Regions from separate parts of the Mus musculus genome. Here regions 2 and 3 are each linked to region 1. A link is a loop called in an ENCODE intact Hi-C map of the cell type or tissue named here. Cell type or tissue: left cerebral cortex. All regions are shown on one strand.

Region 1 (8,000 bases):
TGTTCCACCTATAGGGCTGCAGATCCCTTTAGCTCCTTGGGTATTTTCTCTAGCTCCTCCATTGGGGGCCCTGTGATCCATCCAATAGCTGACTGTGAGCATCCACTTCTGTGTTTGCTAGGCCCTGACATAGTCTCACAAGAGACAGCTATATCAGGGTCCTTTCAGCAAAATCTTGCTAGTGTATGCAATTGTCAGCGATTGGAGGCTGATTATGGGATGGATCCCTGGATATGGCAGTCTCTAGATGGTCCATCCTTTTGTCTTAGCTCCAAACTTTGTCTCTGTAACTCCTTCCATGGGTGTTTTGTTCCCAATTCTAAGGAGGGGCAAAGTGTCCACACTTTGGTCTTCATTCTTCTTGAGTTTCATGTGTTTTGCAAATTGTAACTTATATCTTGGGTATTCTAAGTTTCTGGGCTAATATCCACTTATCAGTGAGTACATATCATGTGAGTTCTTTTGTGATTGGGTTACCTCACTCAGGATAATGTCCTCCAGGTCCAACCATTTGTCTAGGAATTTCATAAATTCATTCTTTTTAATCGCTGAGTAGTACTCCATTGTGTAAATGTACCACATTTTTTGTATCAATTCCTCTGTTGAGGGGCATCTGGGCTCTTTCCAGCTTCTGGCTATTATAAATAAGGCTGCTATGAACATAGTGGAGCATGTTTCTTTCTTACTAGTTGGAACATCTTCTGGATATATGGCCAGGAGAGGTATTGCGGGATCCTCCGGTAGTACCTTGTCCAATTTTCTGAGAAACCGCCAGACTGATTTTCAGAGAGATTGTACAAGTTTGTAATCCCACCAACAATGGAGGAGTGTTCCTCTTTCTCCACATCCTCGCCAGCATCTGCTGTCACCGGAATTTTTGATCTTAGCCATTCTGACTGGTGTGAGATGGAATCTCAGAGTTGTTTTGATTTGCATTTCCCTGATGATTAAGGATGCTGAATATTTTTTCAGGTGCTTCTCTGCCATTCAGTATTCCTCAGGTGAGAATTCTTTGTTTACCTCTGAGCCCCATTTTTAATGGGGTTATTTGATTTTCTGGAGTCCACCGTCTTGAGTTCTTTATATATATTGGATATTAGTCCTCTATCTGATTTGGGATAGGTAAAGATCCTTTCCCAATCTGTTGGTGGCTTTTTTGTCTTATTGACGGTGTCTTTTGCCTTACAGAAGCTTTGCAGTTTCACTAGGAAACTTTCTTATGCTAAGATTGATTAAATATTCTGTTATGTTCTGTGTCCTTGGAAACCAATCACGATATAAGTCAATAAAACAGTTTTGTACAGTTACCTTCCTGAACCAAACACCCAAAAGCACTTCCTGTACCTGTGTATAAGCTTTTACTGTATAAGCTGTCCCTGGGTTGGACCCCAACATAAGAGAGACACCTGGACCAACATAAAAAAAACTATTTGGAATAAGACTTCCATGTTGAGTAGTGGCCCAGTAAAATTTAAGCCCCCAAGAACTCCCTGGGAACTGACATCCTACATGGCAGAAAGGGACATGTACATGGATAATTGACATCCTGGTTGGCAAGTTCAGACATGAATGTTAGATATGTCCCATCCTGGTAGATAAGATAGGACATGAATTTTAGATAAGGCAAGTCCCTTGCTACAGTTGAATACCCCAACAATGGGAGCAGGATAAATGTACAACCAAGACATGTTCCTTAGGAACCCCCTAAGACCTGGTTGGTGAAATAACACAGATATTTGTGGATTTGGGGATTAACAACCCTGTAGGATCTTAACTCAGGGTCCAAATTCAGTTCCCAAATCTGGACCATGGCACCAGTTGACCAGCCTTGGGGCATATGCTCAATAACTCTCCCAGCCTGACTGAGATGGGTGTCCTTGTGGTTTGTGAGGCAATTCTTGAACCCCAACACTCCCTTTCCTAGACAATATGGCCCCCTTATTAGGTGGTCAGCGTCTCTACACACAAGCCTCACTATCTGTTGGGAGGGTTGCATGTAAGAACTGAAGTATAGAATACACATCATGTGAGACTATGTGCATATGAAGCTGGACTCCTGGAAATAAAAGCAAAGGCAGGTGTGTGTGTGTGTGTGTGTGTGTGTGTGTGTGTGTGTGTGTGAGTGTGTGTGTGTGTGTGTCTGTGTGTGTGTCTGTGTGTGTGTCTGTGTGTGTGTGTGTGTGTCTGTGTGTGTGTGTATGTGTGTGTGTGTCTGTGTGTGTGTGTCTGTGTGTGTGTGTGTCTGTGTGTGTGTGTGTGTCTCTGTGTGTGTGTGTGTGTCTGTGTGTGTGTGTGTGTCTGTGTGTGTGTGTGTGTGTGTCTGTGTGTGTGTCTGTGTGTGTGTGTATGTGTGTGTGTCTGTGTGTGTGTGTGTGTGTCTGTGTGTGTGTGTGTCTGTGTGTGTGTGTGTCTCTGTGTGTGTGTGTGTGTGTGTGTGTGCTCATGTGATATTGTGTGGATGGATGGCTGTGCTGTTAGGAATGGAGTGACAGTAGAGAATGTACCTGAAGCACAGGAAGTCCCAGACAGCTGACCAACGGTTCTAGGTTGTGAGTATACAACCAGATAAAAAAGTATATAGACAAATGCATTTTATTTATATTTATGGTGAGTTCACATGAGGGGCAAATGCAAATAATCTCTGAAACCTATCACCCTTTATCTCTGAGAGTTACCCCTGTTTAGACAGGAAGCAAGGGATTTCATCAGCATGAATTTTCCCTTGACTTCTAAAGTTATTTTCTGTGAAGCTTTCCCGAATGAGTGTTAAACTTCTGTGCTGTTTGTTCTTCAGAAATACCAGGTGTATACATGTCAGATTTCATAGTTATTTAACTCTTACCCTTTCCGTTGCTTTATCGTGCCTGACAGGTAGCTTTATACCCTCTTACCTCATTTAGTTCTCATTGTCCTACCCGTCTCTGCTAACTGCGCTCATTTATCTCTGTTTTCATGCTTCATTCCTTTCATTTAGGCTATTGCAGAAATCCTCTTACCAACGTCAAAACTGTCCATAATTTAACCGACTATGATAAGATTGCCGAATGATATTATATAATTTATCCTAAAATATTCCTTTGGATACAAATTCTTCATCAGTTTTCAGATTTGTTCCCTGCCCCCTGTCCAGCCCCACCCCTGCCTCCCCGCCTATTCTGGTGCAGTTTATGGTAAAGGAATGTCAGAGCCATGCCTATGCAAAGTCCACAGCAAGCCATTGTGATAATTAAGCGCTGAGTGTGGAAATGTCAGGGATCTGCTGAATGAAGGTTCTTTCCCTCCACCTGGATAGGTAAGAGGCTTTGTCATTTCCAGTCCTGGCAGCTTTTGCTTCCCTGCTATCCTCAGTGACTGCAGAAGAAGCAAGCCACAGGGACTATCTGGGAATCAGCAGCAATTGGCGCCCTCTAGTGTTCAGTCATTGGGCAGACCTCTACTACCAGTATCCTCAGCTCTCAATACAGACCCCCTGGCTCCTGACCTTTCTGCCTTTGGCAGAAACCTGTGTTACAGCTCTCAGCCCCGGGTCTAAGACCCTTGTGCATGAAGACTTGGTAGCTCTCCAGGACTCTTTCTGGCAACAAGGACCCGAGATTTCTCTCCTCTCTCTCCTTACAGCCCTTTATGCTTTTTCAACCTCAGCTCTGCCCTCTTTGTCCTCTTTCCCATCTTCCTTCTCGCTCCTTCCCTGACTGTTCACAAACCAATCAACTGCTGCTTCTTCAGATGTCCAGCAGCAGCTGCCTTGCTGTGTTCCCTGCACGACTGCCTACACTCAGCGGTCCCTGCCTCTGCTCTTCTGTGTCCTGTGCTGTGTCTCTGCTCTCGGCCCTCCCTCCTCCTACTTCCCTAGTGTTACCAGTTCAGCCCGAACCACTTAGAGAAGGCATGAAAAGACCACGCTTCTGCTTCCGGGTGCCACACGTTCTCCACCATCACATCCTGCGTCTCCCTGGGCTCAGAAACAGCTTTAACAAGGGCTGAAAATTCTGAAGCTGGGCCAAAGACATTCCTCCTGCTTTACGTTTTTCTCTCAGCTAACACACCCTGGAAAGAAGAAGAAAACGGAAGAGGAGGAGGAGGGAGAGGAGGGAATATATTTCCAGATATCTGTAATATTCCTCTGAAGCATTCCAGCATGCAGACAATATTGTCACGACTCTAGTTAGCAGTGTGGACCTGGACGAGTGGGGCCTAGGAAGGAGCAGGACAAAAGTCTCATGTAATAGCCAACTTTACTTGGAGCATCAGACAGTGTATGTGTATTCTGAGGGTTGAGCAAGGTCATATGAGCAAGGCTCACGTGAGTTGAAGCACATAGAATCACGGGGCAAGGTGTATTCACATGAGTTCCGGCTGTATACAGCTTCAAGGACCGACCATGCTTGGAAATATCATCTGAAGAGTGAGCTAATGGATACTCTGAAGTCAACCCACTCCTGTGTACTACACTTGGGAGCGGCACAAAAGCACGGTCCAAGAACAACGCTTTGCTTTGGAGGGCTGAGGTCCCAGGACGCTTGTCCTGTTCTCCTGGAGTCTTCTCATGAGCAATCTGGGTTCTCACCCACTGTCACTCATGGACTATGGACTGACAAACACAGCGTTGATAGTCCAGAGTGTCTGATCAATAAACAAGGTTTTTAACCTTTCAGGCAACACAACCCACGTGCTTCCAAACAGGAAGCAATCAGGAGAATTGGATGTTGTCCAAATAATTTATCTTTTGAGCCCAGAGCACTGGGAGGCCAGGGTCCTTCCCCAGCAGGGGGGCCGGGGGTCGTTGCTGTCTTGGGGGTCCACAGAGGTTATCAGGAAACAAGATGATATAAGGAGGGAGGGGGAGTGAGTCAGGAGATGTGCAAGGGAATCGCACAGCTCTGACTGACGAGCACCCAGCTGCTTCTTGATTCACACAGGTTCCACAGATCAAAGGCAGACAAATGATTACCTAGTTGCCACAGATTATGTTTGAGTTTTCATTACATGTCCAGGGTTACACATTCAGTCTCAATTAGAGAACAGAACAGATATTACTTTTATTATCAACCCTAAAATTCCAGCTTAGAGAATGTCACCTCCAAAGCAAACACATTTATTATATGACAGCCTGCTTTTAGGATGGCAATGTTTATAGTTTGAGAGCACTCCAGACAAACAGAAAATATCTAAAGTAGTCTTTGTATGAATAGCAAACATTAATATCTAACTCCTATGCTATAAAGCAGGAAAATTTTATTTTACTGAACCTATCTTATTCACTGTGTTCTGTTTCTCCAGGAGTGTACCCTGTACAACCCCCCTAATTTTAAACTATATTTTCAGAGAGCTCTAAGCCTATAATAAAAAAGCAACCTTGAATCTGTAACCTAGTCTTCTGGCCTGTCAGAGTTTGTCAGTTGTCTCTGTTTGCCCTGCACCAATCACAGTGTTTGGGTTTGCTCAGGGGTAGGCACCCCAAGAAGATTCATGGAGTACTGGCCTCCTCTAGCTATGTGCTCAGTGGTCTCCAGAGCATAAGGAAGACTTGCAAATAGTGGCCAGATAAAGATAATTTTAAGAATTTTCTAAAAAGAATCAGATATCATTTTCTTTGGAGAAGACATGAAGTGAATCATAACACAGAAAGTCCCCAAGAAATGCAACACACGGAGACCAAAACCTAAAAGTTAGAAGGACAGCGACGGCAGCAATTGCTCACCTTCACTGGAACTGTGTCAAGCACTGTGCAGACTTCATGAGTCTTGCTGATTCCAGTGGGTATGGCAGTGCCACTGGAATTTGTAGCATCCGTTCTCCCTGCCCCCACATTTCCCTGTCTGTCCTGGAGCTTGCCATGTAGGCCAGGTTAGCCTCAAGTTCACAGAGATCTGCTTCCCTCTTGACTGCTAGGCTTCAAGATGTCCTCCACCAAGTCCAGCAATTTTTAACACTCTTGACATCTTACCAACTTCTTCCAAAAGGCTGTGTTATTTTAATCAGGTTCTAACTAGGTCACAATGCCAATTCACTTGTTCTCTATTTACTTTATTGTGAGAATACAACACAGTATTTCTTTTTAAAAATGTTTAAAATTAATTTTTGCTTTATATGTATGAGTGTTTGCCTATATGCAGAGGCACAACCAAGCCTGGTGCTGAAGAAGGCCTATACTCAGGAAAACTGGAAAATCTGGACGACATGGACAATTTTCTAGACAGATACCAGGTACCAAAGTTAAATCAGGATCAGATAAACCATGAATAGAATCAGTCATTAAAGTCTCCCAAACCCACCCCACAAAAAAAAAAAAAAAAAAAAAGCCAGGGACAAATAAATGACTCCTGATGATATTCTCTAATATTCATAAATCAGTGCCTTACTAAGCCATCACCAGAGAAGCTTCCTCCCACAGCAGATGGGGACAACTGAGACCCACAACTTGACATTATGCAGAGGGGAGGGGCCTTGGAACAGGCAGTTCTAAATGTCTTCAGCAAATTCCTTCCTACAGCGCTCAGAGAATCCCATAGGAGAGGAGATGGAAAGAGTGTAAGAGCTAGAAACATGGAGGTCAGCAGCAGAACACGGCCCTGTAAATCAACTGAGCAAAGCTCTATGAATTCACAGAGCCTGCAGCAACAAGCACAGGTCTGCGTGGCTCTACCCTAGATCCTCTGCACATAGATTATAGCTTTCAGATAGTATTTTTATGGAACTCTTGAGTGTTGTGGTAAATCTCCAACCCCAATAAGCCTGTGCAAAGAACATACAACTCAGTTATTGTATTTATAAGCTGTGTGCCTAGATTGAATATATATACCAGTACACTACTCCATTCCCCAGCTGGGAGATCCCTTGCTACTTGTGGCTCCTCCAGGCCACGTGGTTCTGCTCCATCTTCCTTCCACCTCCTCTTCCTTCCCCTTCCTCTCTCTCCTCTGTCTCCTAGTTTCTCTCTCCTCCCTCCTCTCTCTCCCTCTCTAACATTTCCAGCCCCACCTTTCTCTTCCACTGCCCAGTCATAGGCTCCAGCCTTTATTTGACCACTTAAAATGGGGAGAAGGCTCAAATGGAATCACCCGGGTGATCCACTCCTCACTGGGGCAGCCCCTCTTGAGGAAGCAGAATTAGCATCAAAATACAAACAGCACCAGGGCAACCCACAACACCTGAGTGTGTGAGTGAGTGGATCTCTGACTCTTATGCCTGCTTTGGGGCTCTATTCCTTCTGTTGGTTTCCTTGTGCAAATCTGATGTGATGGCTTTTGTTTTGTCCTAATATATTTATTTTATTTTGTTTTTGTTGTGTTTTGTTGTTATCTTGTACAAGAAGACAGTTCTTTTCTAATGAGAGACAGAGAGGGAGTGGATCTGGATGGGAGAGGAGGAATGGGGAAATGGAGAGGAGCAGAGGGAAGAGGATTTATTGTCTGATCAAAGAATCGATTTTCAGTAACAGGGGGTAAAAAGGAAAAGAGAAAAGAAACTCTAGGGATCCAGTGTTAAAGCTGTTCAGCAGCCCCCTTAGTGTCTGTCACACCCTGTGCACTGCATGCAGGCAGGGAGCTCACTTAGGAGAAACCAGAGCTCCTGCTGGTGTCTCTGAACTCTGGCCATTACAGATCCAAAGACATTTCCTATTTCAAGGAAAACAGGAACTGTCCACCTTTGGAGCCTCTGCTTCTAAATCGGCTTGATCCGGTTGTTTCTCCTGTCCTAGGCAGCTTAAGCATCCAGACCTGTCTCAGCTCTTCCTTACTTTAAGCTGAGGCTTCCAGCTCTCCTGGACTTGGGTGCACACGAACAAAGGAAGGACCTAAGGAAATGTTCAACATCCTTCGTCATCATGGAAATGCAAATCAAAACAACCCTGAGATTCCACCTCACATCAGTCAGAATGGTTAAAATCAGAAACACAGGTGACAGTAGATGCTGGCAAGGATGTGGAGAAAGAGGAGCACCCTTCAACATTATGAACTAACCAGTACCCCAGAGGTCTTGACTCTAGCTGCATATGT
Region 2 (8,000 bases), 120 kb before region 1:
TGTGAGTTCAAGGCCAGCCTGGTCTACAGAGTGAGTTTTAGAACAGTCAGTGCTATGTAGAGGGACCTTGTGTTAAGAAACAACAACAACCTAAAAATAAACCAGCAAAATAACAAATGGAGAAAATATTGTACACAGATCTAAAGAAACAGGGAAAGATGGCCCCATTGAAATGGTGCTTCATAGACTAAGATGTCAAAGATGTGTGAGCTGCTTGACAGAATTTAAAAAAAAAAAAGTTCTAAACATCCTCAGTGAGCTAACAGATCCCCAGAGAAAGCACTAATGGGAGGCAGGAAATGATGAACGAACACAATTATTTAACAATATAAATAGAAGCAAACAGGAAGACATTTTGTATTTGATATTTGGTCACCTCAGTGAATGCAGAGGTGAAGCAGCACTTGACAAGATTACACACCACTCCTGCTGAGGAGTTTATCAAATTAGTGGGGAAGCCCATCTGTGAGGACAGTAGTAGACTGCAGAGATGGCTCTATGCGAAGAGGCTCCTCCCACCACACCTGATGATCTGAGATCAATTGTCAGGACTCATCTGATGGAGAGGGATGCTTCCACAGCTGTCCTCTGTGCTCTGACCTCCACAAACACACTAAGGGACTCAGGTGTATCATGCTTGCTCAACAAAGACAACTAGTCAGTCATTCACTTGATCAATGTGTTAAAACATTTTTAAATCTAAAAGCCAGTGACGAACATCATACTCCATGATGTAGACTGAAAACATTTTCTCTAAAACTGGAGGGTCTGCCCTCCCCACTTCTGTTCATGATGACGGATATATATCGAAGTGAACACGTGACATAATTGCTGTGTTTGTACTGTGATTCCTATTTGCACTGTGGAGCAGATGTGGAGTACTTACTGTATTGGATTTTCTAGGATTTGCATAAAGAGTACCCCAGTCTGGGCAGCTGAAACAACAGGAATTTATATTCTCAGAGTTCTGGAAGCCAAAGTCTACAATCAGAGTGTTCTCAAAGTTGATTTCATCAGAGGCCTCCCTCGTGATCTCAAAGCGATCTTCTTGTTTCTCTATTCCCACCTCCCCTCCCCTGTATCTGTGCCCAAATCTTTATGTTATCAGTCATAGTAGATTAGGGTAAAACTCAAAAGCTCCATTTTAGCTAATGAACCAAGACTCTGTCTTCATTACAGTTTTATTTGGAGGCATCAAGGCTTTTTTTATTGTTAACACTCTAGAACATTTGTGTATTTAATATGTGTATGTGTGTGTGTGTGTGTGTGTGTGTGTATGTGTGTGTGTGTGCACATGCTATGACATGTGAACTCACAAGAATTGGTTCTCTCCATCCACCCTGTGAGTTTTAGTGATCAAATTCTGCTCATCAGATGTGGCTGTCAGTGCTGTCACCCTTTGAGCCAGCTCTAAATGTCTGTGTGTGTGTGACTGAATATCATAGCTGAATGGATGGTTGCAGGACAAATAGCAAAGACTCATGACTTCTAAACACCAAGAAAACCATCGATTACCATCAGACTTTAAGGCAAACTCTTCTGCACAGGAAGCACTCTTCCTGACTTTTCCTAGAATAAATGACAGCAGTACTCATAAAACTTTCAAAATCATGATGAAATAAGACACTTGCTAAAAGCCTTTAATAGTCAAGGCTCAGAATTTTCCACTGCAAACAAGAGCAGACCAGTTGTCTCTGTGCACAGGAAATACCAACCGCAAAGGTCTCCAAAAAAGCAGGTTTTTGTAATTATGGTCAGTAGACACAGTAACCATTTAAAGTACTAACAGGCCTATTAGCACCTGTGTGGAGTCTATGAACATCGATTTTGTTTATTTCTGTAACAAATGGTTCTATAATTCTGTTGTAAAAAACAAAGATCGTAGATGGGGAAAGGAAGGGGACACAGCCCTGGAATTCACTCTTCTTCAAGTCCCCCTGTTAAGGCTTAGGTAAAATATTAAGGCCTAGGTAACTGTTCCTGGCCAGCCTGCTATTAAAAGAAAACTTTCTCATATGTTTCTGCTGTTACTAGAAAATTTTCTAATGCCAAGGTTGGCATATTCTGTTATGTTCTGTGCTCTTGGAAACCAGTCATGATAGAAGTCAGGAGAACTGTTTTGTATGGTTATCTACAACAAGCTTCAACCTGAACCAACCACACAACAGCACATCCTGCATCTATACATAAGCTTTTATGGTAAAAGCTGCCCCTGGGGTGGACCCCAACATAAGAGAGACACCTGCACCAATATAAAAACCCTATTTGGAATAAGACTTCCATTTTGAGTAGTGGTCCAGTAAAATTAAAGCCCCCAAGAACTCCCTGGGAACTGACATCCTACATGGCAGAAAGGGACATGTACATGGGTAATTGACATCCTGGTTGGTAAGTTAAGACATGGATGTTAGATATATCCCATCCTGGTAGACAAGACAGGACATGAATTTTAGATAAGGCAAGTCCCTTGCTACAGTTGAATACCCCGATAATGGGAGCAGGATAAATGTACAACCAAGACATGTTCCTTAGGAAATCCCCTAAGACCTGGTTGGTGAAATAACACAGATATTTGTGGATTTGGGGATTAACAACCCTGTAGGATCTTAACTCAGGGTCCAGTTCAGTTCCTGAAACTGGACCATGGCCCAGGTTGGCCAGCCCTGGGGCATATGCTCAATAACTCTCCCAGCCTGACTGAGATGGGTGTCCTTGTGGTTTGTGAGGCAATTCTTGAACCCCAACACTCCCTTTCCTAGACAATATGGCCCCCTTATTAGGTGGTCAGCGTCTCTACACACAAGCCTCACTATCTGTTGGGAGGGTTGCATGTAAGAACTGAAGTATAGAATACACATCATGTGAGACTATGTGCATATGAAGCTGGACTCCTGGAATTAAAAGCAAAGGCAGGTGTGTGTGTGTGTGTGTGTGTGTGTGTGTGTGTCTGTGTATGTGTGTATGTGTATGTGTGTATGTGTGTGTGTGTGTGTCTGTGTGTGTGTGTGTGTGTATGCAGTGTGTGTGTGTGTGTGTGTGTGGGTGTGTGTGTGTGTTGTGTGTGTGTGTGTGAGTGTGTGTGTGTGTGTGTGTGAGTGTGATGTTGTGTGGATGGATGGTTGTGCTGTTAGGAATGGAGTGACAGTAGAGAATGTACCTGAAACACAGGAAGTCCCAGACGGGTGACCAACGGTTCTAGGTTGTGAGTATACAACCAGATAAAAAATTATATAGACAAATGCATTTTATTTATATTTATGGTGAGCTCACATGAGGGGCAAATGCAAATAATTTCTGAAACCTCCTATCACCCCTTAGCTGTGAGAGTTACCCCTGTTTACACAGGAAGCAAGGGATTTCCTCAGCATGCATTTTCCCTTGACTTCTCAAGTTATTTTCTGTGAAGCTTTCCCGTATGAGTGTTAAACTTCTGTGCTGTGTGTTCTTCAGAAATACCAGGTGTATACATGTCAGATTTCATAGTTATTTAACTCTTACCCTTTCCGTTGCTTTATCGTGTCTGACAGGTAGCTTAATACCCTCTTACCTCCTTTAGTTCTCATTGTCTCTGCTAACTGTGCTCATTTATTTCTGTTTTCATGCTTCATTCCTTTCATTTAGGCTATTGCAGAAATCCTCTTACCAAAGTCAAAGCTGTCCATAATTTACCGACTATGATAAGATTGCCGAATGATATTATCTAATTTATCCTAAAATATTCCTTTGGATACAAATTCTTCATCAGTTTTCAGATTTGTTCCCTGCCCCCTGTCCAGCCCCACCCCTGCCTCCCCGCCTATTCTGGTGCAGTTTGTGGTAAAGGAAGGTCAGAGCCATGCCTATGCAAAGTCCACAGCAAGCTATTGTGATAATTAAGCTCTGAGTGTGGAAATGTCAGGGATCTGCTGGATGAAGGTTCTTTCCCTCCACCTGGATAGGCAAGAAGCTTTGCCATTTCCAGTCCTGGCAGCTTTTGCTTCCCTGCAATTATCCTCAGTGACTGCAGAAGAAGCAAGCCAAGGGACTATTTGGGAATCAGCAGCAATTGGCGCCCTCTAGTGTTCAGTCATTGGGCAGACCTCTACTACCAGTATCCTCAGCTCTCAATACAGACCCCATGGCTCCTGACCTTTCTGCCTTTGGCAGAAACCTGTGTTACAGCTCTCTCAGCCCCGGGTCTAAGACCCTTGTGCATGAAGACTTGGTAGCTCTCCAGGACTCTTTCTGGCAACAAGGACCCGAGATTTCTCTCCTCTCTCTCCTTACAGCCCTTTATGCTTTTTCAACCTCAGCTCTGCCCTCTTTGTCCTCTTTCCCATCTTCCTTCTCGCTCCTTCCCTGACTGTTCACAAACCAATCAACTGCTGCTTCTTCAGCTGTCCAGCAGCAGCTGCCTTGCTGTGTCCCCAGCACGACTGCCTACACTCAGCGGTCCCTGCCTCTGCTCTTCTGTGTCCTGTGCTGTGTCTCTGCTCTCGGCCCTCCCTGCTCCTACTTCCCTAGTGTTACCAGTTCAGCCCGAACCACTTAGAGAAGGCATGAAAAGACCTCTCTTCTGCTTCCGGGTGCCACACGTTCTCCACCATCACATCCTGCGTCTCCCTGAGCTCGGGAACAGCTTTAACAAGGGCTGAAAATTCTGAAGCTGGGCCAAAGACATTCCTCCTGCTTTAAGTTTTTCTCTCAGCTAACACACCCTGGAAAGAAGAAGAAAACGGAAGAGGAAGAGGAGGAGGAAGAGGAGGGAATATATTTCCAGATATCTGTAATATTCCTCTGAAGCATTCCAGCATGCAGAACAATGTTGTCACGACTCTAGTTAGCAGTGTGAACCTGGACGAGGAAGGAGCAGGACAAAAGTCTCATGTAATAGCCAACTTTACTTGGAGCATCAGACAGTGTATGTGTATTCTGAGGGTTGAGCAAGGTCTTATGAGCAAGGCTCACGTGAGTTGAAGCTACATACAATCACAGGGCAAGGTGTATTCACATGAGTTCCGGCTGTGTACAGCTTCGAGGACAGCCCATGCTTGGGAACATCATTTGAAGTGAGCTAACGGTAATCTGAAGTCAACCCACTCCTGTGTACTACACTTGGGAGCGGCACAAAAGCACGTTCCAAGAACAACGCTTTGCTTTGGAGGGCTGAGGTCCCAGGACGCTTGTCCTGTTCTCCTGGAGTCTTCTCATGAGCAATCTGGGTTCTCACCCATTGTCACTCATGGACTATGGACTGACAAACAGAGCGTTGATAGTCCAGAGTGTCTGATCAATAAACAAGGTTTTTAACCTTTCAGGCAACACAACCCGTGTGCCTCCAAACAGGAAGCAATCAGGAGAACTGGATGTTGTCCAAATAATTTATCTTTTGAGCCCAGAGCACTGGGAGGCCAGGGTCCTTCCCCAGCAGAGGGGCAGAGGGTCGTTGCTGTCTTGGGGGTCCACAGAGGTTATCAGGAAACAAGATGATATCAGGAGGGAAGGGGAGTGAGTCAGGAGATGTGCAAGGGAATCGCACAGCTCTGACTGACGAGCACCCAGCTGCTTCTTTATTCACACAGGTTCCACAGATCAAAGGCAGACAAATGATTACCCAAGTGCTACAGATTGTGTTTGAGTTTTCATTACATGCCCAGGGTTACACATTCAGTCTCAATTAGAGAACAGAACAGATATTGCTTTTATTATCAACCCTAAAATTCCAGCTTAGAGAATGTCACCTCCAAAGCAAACACATTTATTATATGACAGCCTTCTTTTAGGATGGCAATGTTTATAGATTGAGAGCACTCCAGACAAACAGAAAATATCTAAAGTGGTCTTTGTATGAATACCAAACATTAATACCTAGCTCCTGTGCTACAAAGCAGGAAAATTTTATATTATTGAACCTATCGTATTCACTGAGTCTGTTTCTCCAAGGGTGTACCTTGTACAACACCCCCCTCCCCCAATTTTTAAACTATATTTTCAGACAGCTCTAAGCCTATAATAAAAAGTGACCTTGAATCTGTAACCTAGTCTCTTGGCCTGTCAGAGTTTGTCAGTTGTCTCTGTTTGCCCTGCACCAACCACAGTGTTTGGGTTTGCTCAGGGGCAGGCACCCCAAGAAGATTCATGGAGTACTGGCCTCCTTTAGCTATGTGCTCAGTGACCTCCAGAGCATGAGGAAGACTTGCAAATGGCAGCCAGATAAAGGTAATTTTAAGAGGTTTCTAAAAAGAATCAGATATCATTTTCTTTGGAGAAGACATGAAGTGAATCATAACACAGAAAGTCCCCAAGAAATGCAACACACGGAGACCCAAACCTAAAAGTTAGAAGGACAGCGACGGCAGCAATCGCTCAGCTTCACTGGAACTGTCAAGCGCTGTGCAGACTCCATGAGTCTTGCTGATTCCAGTGGGTATGGCAGTGCCACTGGAATTTGTAGCATCCGTTCTCCCCGCCCCCACCTTTCCTTGTCTGTCCTGGAGCTTGCCATGTAGGCCAGGGTAGCCTCAAGTTCACAGAGATCTGCTTCCCTCTTGACTGCTAGGCTTCAAGATGTCCTCCACCAAGTCCAGCAATTTTTAACACTCTTGACATCTTACCAACTTCTTCCCAAAGGCTGTGTTATTTTAATCAGGTTCTAACTAGGTCACAATGCCAATTCACTCGTTCTCTATTTACTTTATTGTAAGAATACAACACAGTATTTCTTTTTAAAAATTTTTAAAATTAATTTTTGCTTTATATGTATGAGTGTTTGCCTATATGCATAGGCACCATCTAGCCTGGTGCCCAAGAAGGCCTATACTCAGGAAAACTGGAAAATCTGGATGACATGGACAATTTTCTAGACAGATACCAGGTACCAAAGTTAAATCAGTATCAGATAAACCATTCAAACATTCCCTTAACCCGTAAAGAAATAAAAGCAGTCATTAATAGTCTCCCAATCAAAAAATGCCCAGGACCTGATGGGTTTAGTGCAAAGTTCTATCAGACTGTCAAAGAAGACCTAATACCAATACTCCTCAAACTATTCCACAAAATAGGAACAGAAGGAACACTATCTAATTCATTCTATGATGCCACAGTTATGCTGAGTATTCTCCCTTGGAGATGGAAAAGTTTTTGTCTAATCAGGAAATTGTCACAATTTTCTTTCATAGAGAACTTCATAAGTGATTTGTTCCTACTTCTATCATCTTTAATGTTCCAAATAGATTTTAAAAACTGGTTGAGTGCATATTACTTTTAGCTTCAGGAGAGATCATGTATATTTAGAGGCATTTAACTATTTAAATTATTTCGATGACTTAAAAAAAGGGTTTAGGCTATAACAGAAAACTAACTCAATTATACTTTTGGAGATTTTTTTCTCATACTGCTTTGTTTAGGTATTTATTACCTTATTTTTTTTTTGTTTTGTTTTGTTTTGTTTTGGTTTGGTTTTGGTTTTGGTTTTTCGAGACAGGGTTTCTCTGTATAGCCCTGGCTGTCCTGGAACTCACTTTGTAGACCAGGCTGGCCTCGAACTCAGAAATCCGCCTGCCTCTGCCTCCCGAGTGCTGGGATTAAAGGCATGTGCCACCACTCCCGGCACCTTATTGGTTTTTTGTTTAATATCATGGTTTCTGATTTTGTGTTTTTACAGGGTGGGGTGGTGGGGTGGGTATAAATGTGTTTTTTTGGTTGTTTGTTTATTTTGTTTCATTATTGTGTTTTTTTCTTTTTATTTGCCTGTTTGTTTTCTAAAGAGAATGAAATCTTGGAGTTGGAAGAGTCAGGGAAATGGAGAGGATCTCAAAGGAGAACCATAATCAGAATTTTCAATAAATAGGAAAAGGAAAACAAAGAATTAAGCTACACTAGAGTAAATTTATATAGCGAGATATAGATGCTTGAGAAATTAATGTGAAAAGTACTCTAAGAATTAGCTAATGCTTTGACTTCAAATAAATTATCCAACTAATCAGAAAAAAATAAGATCTCTTAAAAAAGAAAAAACAGAC
Region 3 (8,000 bases), 150 kb before region 1:
GGTGAGGAAATACCTCCATGAGATCCTCAATTAGTGATCAAGGGATCAGGCCCATTGTGGGTGGTGCCATCCCTAGGCTGGTAGTCCTGGGTTCTATAAGAGAGCAAACTGAGCAACCCAGGGGAAGCAAGCCAGTAAGTAACATCCCTCCATGGCCTCTGCATCAGCTCCTGCTTCCTGACCTGTTTGAGTTCCAGTCCTGACTTCCTTTAATGATGAACAGCAATGTGGAAGTGTAAGCTGAATAAACCCTTTCCTCCCCACCTTGCTTCTTAGTCATGATGTTTGTGCAGGAAGAGAAACCCTGACTAAGACAAGATGTGTTCCAAGGACGGACAAAATGCTCAAAGAATGCAGGAGTGTGAATGTTGCCAGTGCACACTGATTTTCAAATGTTCTTTATGCTGAAGTTACAGAATCATCTTGTGTTATGTTGTTATCCACATACTCTAACTGGAGTGAGGCTCTGCAGCTGTATGATTGGCTTAATAATCATTCCCATCAAAGGGAATGACACATTAAACACGACTTGCTAAACTTATTCATGATACTCAATACTGTCTCTTGCTCATTCAAAACAATGAAGGACGAATCCTGAGTGACTATACATCCTAAGTGTTCAAGTGCATAAAATGAGACACTTGGTCCAAAAGATAACTCTGTCTAATGTTAGACATTTTTACACAATTGGCAAACCATCTTGTCATTTTACTAGTACATTCCACAAGTTAGCTCAGAAGAAAATAATTGTATCTGGTGATATTTAGGGATATTTCATTTATTTTCCTTTTCTTTGAGTGTGTTCATTCATGCATACAATGTATTGTGATTCTAGTCAACCCTCCATCACTCTCCGTTATGCTTTCTTCCTCTGAACTTCATCTACTGCCTAACTAATTCCCTCCCATGGAGTTTGTGAGGGTTGTTTGCAAGAGCAACGGGCAACTTGCCAGTAGCTATAGTGCTGAAGGAAATGATGCTCGCTCTGCAGGAAACCATTAACTCTCACAAAGTGGTGGACCTTGGGGCAGCTCCCCATCCATAGTGGATGTTGAAGGTATCTTGTACAGGTATCCTTGGCTGCTGTTTGCTTATGATCAGTACATCCCTGTCATAACAGGAGGCAGTTTACCATAATCCTCCTCACCCTCTAGTTCCTACGTTCCGCCTTTTCTTCTCTGATGCTGCCTGTGCCCTGGGCGACTTACTGCCTTTGCGGGTTGGAGATGAGGTGGCACGTAATCAATGACTCAGACTCTGGGGGCAGGTGAAAAATGCAAGCAAGCTCATCTGAATACTGCTGCAAGTTCCTTCAAAACCCTCCACCGGCACCCTATTGGTCCCCCATAAAGCATCTCTTCTAAACGTCAGTTCCCAATTGGCTGGCATTGTCCGTGCAAGCAATCCTTGATCTCTCAGGCAGTCCTCAATTAGGTCCCCCTGCAGGAGATGCTTTAGCTGCTGTGCAGCCCCTGGAGTTTACATAGAGCTGCCCTCCCCCCTCCCCCTGTTCCTGCTACACTCTGATGTCCCATTTATGGCTGAGCATGCAACTGTCACTTACCCTCAATACTTCAGCCAGATAATAAGTCTCTGCATGAATCATTGCCTGCTGCAAAAAGGAGATTCTCTGGCCAAGGCTGAAAGGTGCCCTGGTCTATGAGTACAATAGAAAGCAGTTTGACAGCATATCCAATTACCATTTGATAAAGCCTGCAGAATCACGCATGTACGCCATCCTGTGTAGAGGCCTCAAACCCAATTGCAGAGCAGTTGGTTACCCCTAAACACTCATGACATTATTGTCTCAGTGGCAATTGCCTTGCCCGGCAGGTCAGTAATGTATCATGCTGGGCCTACAGCTGGGTATGACCACTGATGAGTCCCCTTTTCGGCAGAAGCCTGTGTAGTATCTTCAGACACAATGTATGGTTGCCAGAAAGGAAGGAGCTTCTAGCTTTGTTCCAGGTTGATGTCTCTGTATCCTGCAACCAAGATACAGAGATATCTTGTATCAGAGATACCAAGAGATGGCACTGTGCTCTTAATTCTAAAACCTGTGATCTGGGAGCAGCACTCTCCACTCATGCAGGGTACCTCCATTTTAAGCTGTTTACTAATGTATATTTTTAAGTAGCTCATAAAATAGTAGATTTTCACATGACTTGTTCACAAAAGGTTCACTTCTAGGATTTTAGACGGTATTCTTCAGGAGTGACAGCTGTATTAAAAGATTCTCATGCCTTACCTTTCTTCACACGTCACTACCTATTACTGTTGCCTACAGAGTGCTTGACTCTGCTTGAGAAAAGCTCCCAGTGTTTAACCTTTATTAGACAGTTATTGGCCTTTACACAGGTCACTTGTACATCCCTTCAAATACTACTAATTTCATTCTATTTGTTAACAGTTTAGGTTTGAAAACAAAACATGGACTAAGGCTGGGCGTGGTTGGCACACGCCATTAATCCCAGCACTTGGGAGGCAGAGGCAGGCGGATTTCTGAGTTCGAGGCCAGCCTGGTCTACAAAGTGAATTCCAGGACAGCCAGGGCTATACAGAGAAACCCTGTCTCGAAAAAACAAACAAACAAAAAACAACAAACAAACAAATAACCATGGATTAAATGATATCCTCCTCTATGTCACCAGACTGAAAGGGAGAGGTCACCCTCTGTACACATTTCCCGTGGAAAATGTCAAAGAACTTGGAAGTCAAATTTTTAACACTGGAACTGAAATAAGGATAAAATGTTCGGTCACACACACCCAGAACGCTGGTCCTGGACTCTTCAATGGATGCCAGTGGGAGAGAAAAGGATGGATTGCTCTTTATTAAAAGAGACCAAAGTGTCTACAACCAATGGTAAACGCTAAACTGGGGCTGAACTCTGGATTGAGAAGGGAGGATCTAAAATATATTAATGATAGTTTAGCAAAATTTAGAAAATTCAGATATAGGACCGATCTTAGAATGTTAGGTTGTATTTATTTATTTTGGCTTTTCGAGACAGGGTTTCTCTGTATAGCCCTGGCTGTCTTGAAACTCACTTTGTAGACCAGGCTGGCCTCGAACTCAGAAATCTGCCTGCCTCTGCCTCCCAAGTGCTGGGATTAATGGTGTGCGCCACCACTGCCCGGCTAGGTTTTTATTTTATTTTATTTTTTTATTTCTTAGTTTTTTCCTGCAACTATCAAGTCATTCAGAAAAGAGGAGTCAAGAGAGGGATGAGGTACATTTGAAATAAAAAACAATAATGATGATTGGTCCTGGGTTGAGAGATATCAGTGTACACAGAGCATTCCCCATCCTTTAGGTAAATGTGAAAAGTCCCCCTAAGTGCTATACTTTCAACGTTGCAGTTGTATATTATGGACACAAGGTGGCGATAGACTCACTTTTGAAATTCTGTGAATGCAGAAGCAAATGCTTTCTAATGTAACTAACATCTACCCTGGTTTGCCTGATCTAGGAAGGGAACCAAGCGAAGTTGCCCCAGAAGGCAGTGCGCCACGAGAAAGTCCTCAAATGACCAGTTAATTTGCAGTTCATCTGGAAGTCTAAGAAGCAACAGTTGGTAGCTTTGGAGAGATCTGGGTTCAAGTTCCAGCTCTCCTGCTGATTAATTTTGTGACTTCACCAAGACACAAGCTTTGAGAGGAGAAAATGAAGGAACTGGTTTTGAAGATTTGGGGTTGCTTTTCTTCTGGTTGGAAGAATTACCATTTCCCTTTTGGTTACAGAGTGAGAGCAAGAGCGAGTTAAATCAAAATATTCAAAATTTGTACTGGGTGGCTGGGTGGTGGTGGTGCACACCTTTAATCCCAGCGCTTGAGAGGCAAAGGCAGGCAGATTTCTGTGAGTAAGAGGCCAGCCTGGTCTACAGAGAAAATTCCAGGACAGCCAGGACTAACACACAGAAACCCTACTTCAAAAAGTAAAAAAAAATTTTTTAGACATATATGCAGTTATAGATACTATGAAATTTTTTTGTGCAGTGTCGCTATTTGCAGAACAGAAGTTGCTTCTAAAGAAAAGAGCTTTGGATTGGTGAGAACTAAGTTACCATTGGCCAGGAGTATAAAGTTCCCCTGTGCTATTGCACAGTTAGAGTAACTATAGATCAAATGATAAAGTACTTAAAAGGGGGAGGGAAGCGAAAAGAACGATTTAATGCTTTCATCATAAGAAATGATAAAGGTTCAAGAAGTTAGCTTTGTGTACCCAGTTTCAGACATTATCCAATGTGTATATACACATAGTATATGTATACACATAGTATAGTATATATGTAAACATAGTACCTGAGAAATACATACACTTTTGTGTCTTTTGTAAAGATTTGGTATGTGTGTGTGTGTATGTATGTGTAAGTGTGTATGAGTGTGTGTGTGTGTGTGAGTGTGTGTGTGTGTGTGTGTGTGTGTGTGTGTGTGTGTATGTGTGAGTGTGTGTGTAGTGCTCACAGAGGCCAGGAGAGCATGTCAGACCCACTGGAAGTAGCATTACAGGAAACTGAGAGACTCTGCATGGATGCTGACATCCAAATTTAGAATTCAATGAAACTATCAAATGCCTGGAAGCCAGCTGTTTGGGGCCAAGTATGTCTCCTGCTTCTGAGTCTCCTGCCTTGGTCAGCAATGACAGCTCCTACCATGGAGGCTGGATAAATTAACAGATTAAGAATAAAGAGACCACAATGGTGGGGGAGAAGTTAACTGGCAAGATTGAAATGTTGCCTATTTTCTTGTTGGAAGAGGAAATAGACTGGCCCTCTGAGGAAAATTACACTGTGCACTATGCCACAATCGCCTCGCTCAGGGCTCCTTCTGGGAGTCTGCTGCCTTATGCTACCCTTTCAAAGTTGCAGCTGTGAATTTAGCATTCAGAAACTTAGAAAACACCCGGACCTTCTTCTTTAGTCCTGACTGAACCTGCTATTGTTATTTTTCTAAGTGGCCATGCTGTCAAAGGGCCTCCTAAATATGTATGTTTATACCCCTAGACCTGGGCTGCTCTCGGCCTTGGTCAGAGAGGCTTCTTTGTGCAGTGAACAGCCCTCGACAGAGAGATGCACAACTGACCAAGATGCTGTGGATAAGGGACTGGGTTCCAGCCCTAAATAGGACACCTGTATCAGCCCCCACTCCAGAGGCCCGGAGAACACTGCGGATGAGGAGGTAGGAAGAATCTGAGAGCCTGCAGTGGGAGGAGTGCTGTCTTCCAGCTATGGCATAGCCATTGCGTTCACGGGCTCCCGGCAGCTGGGGTTGTTTACACAAGACCAGCCAAAACCCAGCACGGTAGGGAGATGATCCCCACCCCTTACAGAGGAGCTAGTGACAGCGGACAGATGTCCAGGGAGAGAGAATCATTCTTTTTCTGTGTGTGTGAATGTGGCCATTGGTAGGTTTCTCGGGCTTCAGAAATGCTTATTTTAAAGTGACTTTGAACTGCCTTCCCTGAAGACGAGACAGCAGGTTCTTGGGCCTGGGGTGCTCTTTTGACTTGATTTACCTAAGAGAATGTGAAGGGGGCGAGTTCTGAGTTGGCGTCTATCCAGGGACCCCATAAACAACCCGACTTAGACCTGGAGACCCATGAGTGTGTCAGTCACATGGTCCCTGAGCTGAGCTCAACCAGTATCAGTCAGGACTCAGACAATCGGTCAGGGTTCCATAGATGTGTGGGTCTGCTGAGACTCGACGAGCAAAAACACCCAACTAATCTCATCTTAAGAACAAAGCCACTGGATGCTGAGATGACTGTCATGCAGCAAAAGTTAAGGGATGTAAGCATCATTGGACAGCTGCGTTTGTATTTAATGCCATCACTATTTTATAGTTCAAATAACTTTGTTAACTACATTTGCAATGATCTTGAATCATTTGCTACGGACTCCTTTGCCCTGATTATAATAACTACACGTTTTGGAGGTTTTTGTTTGTTTGTTTTTAATACTCATTTGGGCTCTTTTTGTCTGTGTTTAACTGGTACTGCTACAGATCCTAACTTAGGAAAACATAACTAGTTCAAGGCAGCCTGGTTATGTGCTAACCAGGCGATGAGAAGTGTAAACAAACCCACATTTATCATCTGTCCCCGTCAGCACTGTCCTGTGTGTGATAACACACTGTGGCTGATGGAATGCCCACAAATGTTTAGATGTGGTGTTGAATAGTTTTGTGTCAAGTTGACAGAGGCTAAAATCATTTGAGAGGAGAGACCCTCAATTAAGAAATTCCATCAGATCTGGCTGTAGGGCATTTTCTTAACTAGTGATTGCTGAGGGGAGGGCCCAGCCATTGTGGGTGGTACTATGCCTGGCCTGGAGGTCCTGGGTTTTATAAGAAAGCAGACTGAGCAACCCATGAGAAGCAAGCCAGTAAGCAGCATTCCTCCATAGCCTCTGTATCAGCTTCTACCTCCAGGTTCCTGCTGTTTGAGTTCCTGTCCTGTCTTCCTTCGATGTGATACATAGTGATATGGAAGTGTAAGCCAAATAAACCCCTTCTTCCCCAATTTGCTTGTTGTCTGTTGTTGCAGCAATAGAAACCCTTACTAAGACAGTTGTTATGGGTTATCTGCCTTCCAATTCGATATGCTAGGAATTTAGGAGGAAGTACAAAGGACACATGCACAGCACGCTCTGATTCCCTAGTGTCCCCAGGTGTATGAGAAAGGACCCTGACGGGGCCTGTTGGGGGTACTCAAACTTGGGCTCCAGCTCTATCAGTGGGTTACCCCCCAAATACTGACCATTTATGTAAATGAAGCATGCTGGCAATGGCAAGGCAGGATGGGGTGTTTCCCGCTTCATGGTCCCTCTTTCAACGAGTAGCAAAGTGTCTGGGAAAGCTTATCTAGCTTGAGGCTAGGGTATAGACTGGAATGCACTCTAAAGAGAACATGTAGCCATGGGAGTGAGTACGGTAGGGCCCTGATGGCTGTTTGGGCTTCCCTTTAAGAGGTTTGGTTACTAGGAGCTTAGTTTGGGAGGTTCTCTATTTTGGCTGACAAGCTTAGGTTACCCAAATCCTTCTCATAACGCATGGCTCATTTGTGCTAGGCATAAGATGGTAAATAGGAGGTTGGCTTAACAGGTTCGCTTTGGGACACAGTTTGCCTTATTGAGCATGGACTCCAAACTAGTTTATACCCAGATACATTAATAACACAGTTGATTAGAAACTGTCAATGTTTGATGGCCCTTAGGGGATGAAAGACTTCTTCCATGGTTTAAGGTAGGCTTAAGTGCAGCTCTATGGATCTGGTGGTCTTAGGGTGTATGCTGGTTTGGGGGTATGTGTGGTGGTCTTGGGGTGCTAACAGATAGCTGACTCATTCTCTAGAGAGGAGGTGTGTGCCTAGCATGTACAGGAAAGGAACCTAGGCTGCCAAGGGCATTCCCAAAGGAGACAGGTGTGCACAACTCAAATGAAGTAGAATCCCAAGTCGCTAAGTTATTCCCTGTGCTTGCCTGCCTAGGTTGCAGACATGTTCATTCCAACTAACTGTCAAGAGCAATGCTGTTGTTGCTTCTGACTAACTCACTATGTGGCCCAATTTCTTAGTTACTTTTCTGTTGTTATGATAAAACACAACGACCGAGGTGACCTGTGGAAGAAAGAGGTTAATTTGGCTTTTTGTTCCAGAGGGTCAGAGTACATAATGGCAGGAGGAAGGCAGAAGGTATGGCATCTGGAGCAGAGAGCCAAGAGCTCACATCTTTGGACCAAAAGTGTGAAGCAGAGCAAACTACAAGTCCGTGAGGCTTTTACTCCCAAAGGCTTCCTCCAGCGACCTTCCTCCAGCAAGGCTGCACTCCCTAAACCTTACCAAACAGTGCCACCACCTGGGAACCAATCCACCAAAGCCAGGCTGGCCTTGAACTCTTGCTTCTCCTGGCTCAGCCTCCCAATGCTGTTAACATGGACATGAGGCACCAGTCCCTGTATTAAGAGAATTTTAATGATTTTGGTAAATGGTTTTCTTATGAC

Evidence for each region. Peaks named below come from ENCODE experiments on the same cell type or tissue, not always from the same donor. Only the 100,000 strongest peaks of a DNase experiment are listed, where the experiment ranks them.
Region 2: it touches region 1 in a loop (25-fold over the local background); 21 of 42 quality-filtered maps call a loop at or near these places.
Region 3: it touches region 1 in a loop (17-fold over the local background); 27 of 42 quality-filtered maps call a loop at or near these places.

The regions. Positions count from the first base shown.
Region 1 is chr6:128,750,632-128,758,631 of GRCm38, forward strand. No RefSeq gene overlaps it. Among named protein-coding and RNA genes, the nearest start is that of Klrb1, 32 kb to the left of the region's middle. In left cerebral cortex, a CTCF peak has its summit at 3,401 (motif pointing left); DNase peaks (open chromatin) are centred at 3,395 and 3,869; H3K4me3 peaks cover 194 bases; H3K27ac peaks cover 196 bases.
Region 2 is chr6:128,626,154-128,634,153 of GRCm38, forward strand. No RefSeq gene overlaps it. Among named protein-coding and RNA genes, the nearest start is that of Klrb1a, 7.2 kb to the left of the region's middle. In left cerebral cortex, a CTCF peak has its summit at 4,048 (motif pointing left); DNase peaks (open chromatin) are centred at 4,038 and 4,435; H3K27ac peaks cover 242 bases.
Region 3 is chr6:128,601,275-128,609,274 of GRCm38, forward strand. It overlaps Klrb1a (killer cell lectin-like receptor subfamily B member 1A), which reads right to left. Exons shown (of 6, transcript NM_010737.3): 6 at 7,953-8,000. Among named protein-coding and RNA genes, the nearest start is that of Klrb1a, 18 kb to the right of the region's middle. In left cerebral cortex, a CTCF peak has its summit at 3,372 (motif pointing right); DNase peaks (open chromatin) are centred at 1,280 and 3,421.